Regions from separate parts of the Homo sapiens genome. Here region 2 is linked to region 1. The links are chromatin loops, found by intact Hi-C in ENCODE. Cell type or tissue: psoas muscle. All regions are shown on one strand.

Region 1 (2,500 bases):
GCTGATGATGATCATTTATGGAGCAATTTACTATGTGAGGTACATGATAACCCCAGTCTCCTTTAATCCTCGTGAAACCCTATGAAGCAATAAGGGACTATTATTATCCACACTTTATACATATAAATGAAGAAAGTGAGGCTTTGTGAAGTTGAATGATGTTCCCAAGGTCACCCAGTTAGTAAATGCTGAAGCTGGAGTCCTCAGTCTTAGTTATTAATGTAAGCTTGCTTTTCAGGACAGAGAGGGCTTTGGAGGACCAGGAAGGGCTCCAATTCTGAGGCAAAGGCTGTGAAACACCGGGGTCAGGCAGGAAATCATGCCCTTGAATTCTTTAACAGGGCAGATTTTTTAAGTCAGAGACATTAACGATCAGCTCCGTATAATGTTTATGGCCTGTGTGACCCTGCCCCGTGGTGCTCGGTAGACCCCACTGCCCATGTGTGCCTGATGATTCCATTTCTGTCTTGCTTATTGCAAGTGACCTTGAATTACCTAAAACCCAGGGAAATGTGTTCTTAATCTGCCCTTTTAACAATGCTGATTTTACCCTTCCAACTCAGATTTAAATAACCTTTCCTTCTGTGTTGTCGTGAGTGTAAAGAAGCAGCATCATGAAAAAGCCCAGCCCTAAACTCTCTGTAATTATGGGGTATGGTGGAGAGGGAGGGGCACTGAAAAGGAAATAATGGGGTCGTGAGACCATTGGAAATTGCACTGGTTATATTCAGTAGCAGAGCTGGAGATTTTTGCCTGCTGCTGGGAAAAATTTAAAAAGCAAAACAACCTCTGCCTCAGCCTTGGAGGTTTAGCTGTTGAATTTACTCCCTTTAATTTGAGGCACCTGAGGCTCCCATTTTGTGGTGTGATTGGCTGGACTTTCCACCACTTCTTCCTCTCTCTGGCCAGAGAGAAACTTGGGGACGCTGAGGTGGTTTGTAGCAGCTGTCATCAATGTCCGCCTTTCATGTCCACAGTGGTTTGGAGCAGAGGCCCAGAAATGCTTGGGGAGTCTCTGTGAATTCAGAAGAAGTCTCCTTCTCCCACTCCGCTGTCTGACAGCAGGTTAAAAAAAAAAATTACAAAGAGCTTCCAGGAACAAAAAGTGGAGATGATTTTTTTTATGGCCCTTAAAGACTTGAAATTTGCAGGAGAAATGCCGTGTGGTTGCGTAATTCTATATGTGGAGTATCTGGAATTATTCCTGGAGAGGCGGGCAAGCACCCAGATTAGAGATGTGTAAAGTGCAGTTTTGTCTTGCAGTCCAAGCAGGTGAGCATTCAGGCCTGTGGGAAGGAAGGAAGGGAACAGCAGGTGGCAGTAACTGGGAAGCTTGCCTCTGAGTGAGATTAACTAGAATGTATTTTTCCGCTGCATTTAAAGAGCCAGTGAAAGGGGCAGATTTACCCAGGGTCACGTGCCTGGTCAGTGCCTTAAATGGACCCAGGGTGTCAGCCCCCTCTGCCTCGACTTCAACAGAGTTAATGTTTCCCCAGAGACTAATAGAGGGACCGATATTAGGGATTCCGGGGACAAGTACGAACAGGTCTTTCGATTTACATTTAAAAGCAGTAGAGAGCAGGAAGGAGATTTCTGGCATTTGTGCAGTTTAAAAACCAACTAGACAAAAAATCTTGATGGAGCTGTTTCCCAATCAGCCTGGCAGTCCTCTCAGCATTGACGTCGTGAGAATGAAAGCTTCTCTGAGAGTGCCATTGGGCGGTGTCCCTTCCAAGTTCTCCAGGAAGCAAATTTTGGACCCTGGCCGCTGACTCAGTGTGGCCTGCTGGGTGGCTCCCTGTGCCTGGGAGGCGGCCCTGTCAGTGTCCCTGGGCTCAGCCCATAAGCAAGTGCCCCAGGTGATCCTGCTCCCATTCAGTGACTGGAGAGGCAGAGGGAAGGGGCTCCCGGGCAGTGCGGGTTCCAGGTGGGCACAGCTGGTAAGCCGGGCGGCTGGGCAGGGCTCTGCTTCAGGTGTGCAGAGTGGGTGTGAGTTCTGCACAGCACAGGAGGTGGTTTCTGCCCTTACCCATTGGGCAGGGAAGGAAGCTTGAGAAATCAGACTTGATTTTAGCAGGACAGGAGCTTGTGGGCTTCTGAAAGAATGCACGCCTCAGTGGTACAGGGTTCTGGGGGTATATGCAGCGGCTGCTCCTCTCCTCCTCCCCTGAGCCCTCTAATACTGATCTCGCACTTTCCTGGCCTTGTCCAACATCTTGGGAGGCAGAAAAGCATAGTTTATATGTGTGCTTGTCTTTATACAAGGCTCTGTGTGTGAGTGTGACTGTGGGTGTTTATTTAACTCAAGAAAAGTCCAAGGGACCCCTCACACAGAGGAGGTGAGGTGCATTGGACAACCTGGGCCAGGACTTGGAGGACATGTCTGCCCCGATGATGACTTAGGCCCAGTCCCTTAGTATCCTTGGGATATAGCCCCCTGATCTGCCCCAAAGGTGGAGTTGGGCGACAGGAGGGAGGCTTGGAGATCATTTCTCGTGTC
Region 2 (2,500 bases), 47 kb after region 1:
ACTGGATGATGGTCAGAAGTCCTTTGTTGCCGTTATTCAATTGCTTCAGGCACAGGGGAGTTAGGGGGTAAAGTGGGTGTCTTTCTTTCTCATGATTTAGTCCTGTTGGTCCCCACAGCCCCTAAGGACTGCTGGTACTAACAACACATGAGATATTGGGGGGTTACATCAATTGAGGCAGGAAGGAAAACTTGAAAGGCAGATCAAGACAGATCATTTACTGACTTTTCAAATAATTGCTTTCTGAAGAGCAGTGTTTTGACTCACCTTGGCTTTGCAGGTGGGAGCTGTATTAGGCTGTTAGGTCAGGGAAATGCCTTCCTCTTTGGTTCTGCTGCATCTCACAACCTCCGTGGCACATAAAATGGCCTAGCAGTTGTTGCTGAGAAAACTCGGGCCCTTGGCCATTCACTCTGGCCCAGCTCAAGCTTTGCATTTCCCAGGAAGCATCATGGGTGCTTTTAAACCATAGTTGACCTCATAGTCTTCTTTCCCTGACTGCTCATGCTTAGTACTGGAGCAGTGGGAACAGGTGATTTATGTGATTTATCTAAGGTGGGTGCTTAGTTGCACAGAGGAGCTAACTCATCAGTGCTTCCATACAGGGTCTCCTGCACCCACTGCTGCACCAGCCAAAGGCAGTCAGTCATACTCTTAGACAAGTGAGCTCGTTTTGTCTCAGCCTGGGGTTGAATCTCCCATCTACAGTCTGTTGTCAGGTCCTCAGACTTTGCATTCCCAGTGGAGCATAGGGAAGGGTAGGAGGCCCTGAGCTCCCAGCTGTGGCCGTTCTCACCCCTGGCCTCCTTGGGAATATCTCCACTTGTGGTCTGGGTTAGACTTGTTTGTTTGTGTTTGAAGTTCCCCGACTCTGAGTTTGACGTCAAGGCAGGATTGCTAGTGGGAGGCTTGGCGGGGAGGTTGTCTCTACACAAATGTAAAAGCCTGGCAGCTTCCCCAGGAGAGTGCGGGTATGGGCCGGGCCGGGAGAGGGCTGGCTGTTGCGAAATGCCCAGCTCAAGGATTGAGGTCACTTGTACTTTCTCCTCTCCTTGCCCCACTTTCCCTGTGTGCCTCTCCTGCTCTGTCCCATGCCCATGAATGTCAGCCCCCGTGGGCGCCCTTGAGGGCTGGGCAGTGCTGGGAGCCAAGGGGCTGCCTCTGGTCCCCTCGGAGCTGGGTGCTATGGTCGCTGCGTGCCTGTGCGTGGAACTGTCAGCTGCATCACAACCTCCAGAGGCCTCCTTACATTCTCAGAAATCATTTTGCAACAAGTTGGCCATGGCAGCCAGGCTAGACTGCTTAGCTGGCTGGGTTGGTGGGAAGTCCCCAGAAATGCACTCCAGCTTTGGGAAGGAAGTGGAAGATGTAAGGGGAGCTTCCCCGAGGCATGGACAGAATGGGTCAATAGTGGAGGAGGAGCAGCAGCTTCAGGGACCACTGGAATGAAGGCTGGAGTAAGTTGCCAGGGCTTTGGTGGCATCCTGAAGTTCGGGATGGTATAGTCAGGGACTTGGCAGGAGCAAAGACTGCTGTGGGCACCACGTAAGAGTCTGGTGCTGCCTACTGAGGAGAAAGGAGTCAGGGTCTTGTGGGTGCTGGTGAGCTGGAAGCTGGTCCACAACTGCACCTGCCACAGGAGGACTAAATAAAACAAGAGGCAAGTGATGGACGAATGGAGTGGCTGTCCAGTTACTTCGTGTCACTCTGTAAAGCATACTAGGATCTTCTTAAAAGGGATGGCCTCAGGTTATAGGCAGCATGATGGCTAGTTTTAATGAATTTAATGCTGGCTTAGAGCCAGGGGTGGGGTACAGCCCAGAGGGTAGGTTATTGCAAGTCAGGACCAGAGGTGGTGGCCCAGTTGGGTGGCTGGATACATTTAGAGGGTGTGGGCAAGCCTGTGGCTCTTATTCACAGGATTCACTGCCTGGAACAGTCTAGGCGTGGCTGGATTTTGGGCTTTGGATCGCAAAAGAGGTAGACCCTGCCCACTGCCATCCTGCTTGTACCAGTCAAGACAGCTTAGGGTGTGGGTTGCAGGAGTCATTATTTTGAGAGGTGCATAGAGAGCATTAGATTGAGGTTGGAATCCCTTCTTTAACCACAGGATTCAAGAAAGTTACAAAGGCTGGTGCCTTGGTTTCTTCATTGTAAGATGGGAATGATGAAGTACACCTTTAAGTCTTGTGGGTTTCACATGAGAGGTTTCATGATTTGTGAGTGACGGCAAAGGATGAGCAGTGACTTGTCATTTGGCTGAGGCTGGACTCGATGGCAGGCATGCAGGTGAGCATCCCTGAGCCAGTGAGTGAGCCCAGTGTGCTGTCCAGCACCCACATCCCGATGTAGCTTTGTTTTTCTTTACTCAATGTTGAATACACAGTACATCCCATCAGAAGTCTGGAAGGGTCTGTAGTATTTTCAGTTACACATGATTGTATTTTGTGGAGGGAATGATGTGCTTTAGGGACATTGCCAGCTTTGGGTTTGTGTGTGA

What was found. Peaks named below come from ENCODE experiments on the same cell type or tissue, not always from the same donor. Only the 100,000 strongest peaks of a DNase experiment are listed, where the experiment ranks them.
Region 2: a loop joins it to region 1, with 1.9 times the contacts of the local background. A loop is called at or near these places in 27 of 110 quality-filtered maps.

What each region holds. Positions count from the first base shown.
Region 1 is chr17:27,493,084-27,495,583 of GRCh38, forward strand. All of the region lies in intron 1 of KSR1 (kinase suppressor of ras 1), which reads left to right. Among named protein-coding and RNA genes, the nearest start is that of KSR1, 38 kb to the left of the region's middle. In psoas muscle, a CTCF peak has its summit at 1,288 (motif pointing right); a DNase peak (open chromatin) is centred at 1,748; H3K4me3 peaks cover 1,142 bases; H3K27ac peaks cover 1,228 bases.
Region 2 is chr17:27,539,608-27,542,107 of GRCh38, forward strand. All of the region lies in intron 1 of KSR1 (kinase suppressor of ras 1), which reads left to right. LOC124903960 (a long non-coding RNA gene) reads right to left here. Exons shown (of 2, transcript XR_007065680.1): 2 at 192-2,500. Among named protein-coding and RNA genes, the nearest start is that of KSR1, 84 kb to the left of the region's middle. RefSeq lists an enhancer at 590-1,389. In psoas muscle, no CTCF peak of the experiment used is centred here; a DNase peak (open chromatin) is centred at 994; H3K27ac peaks cover 1,375 bases.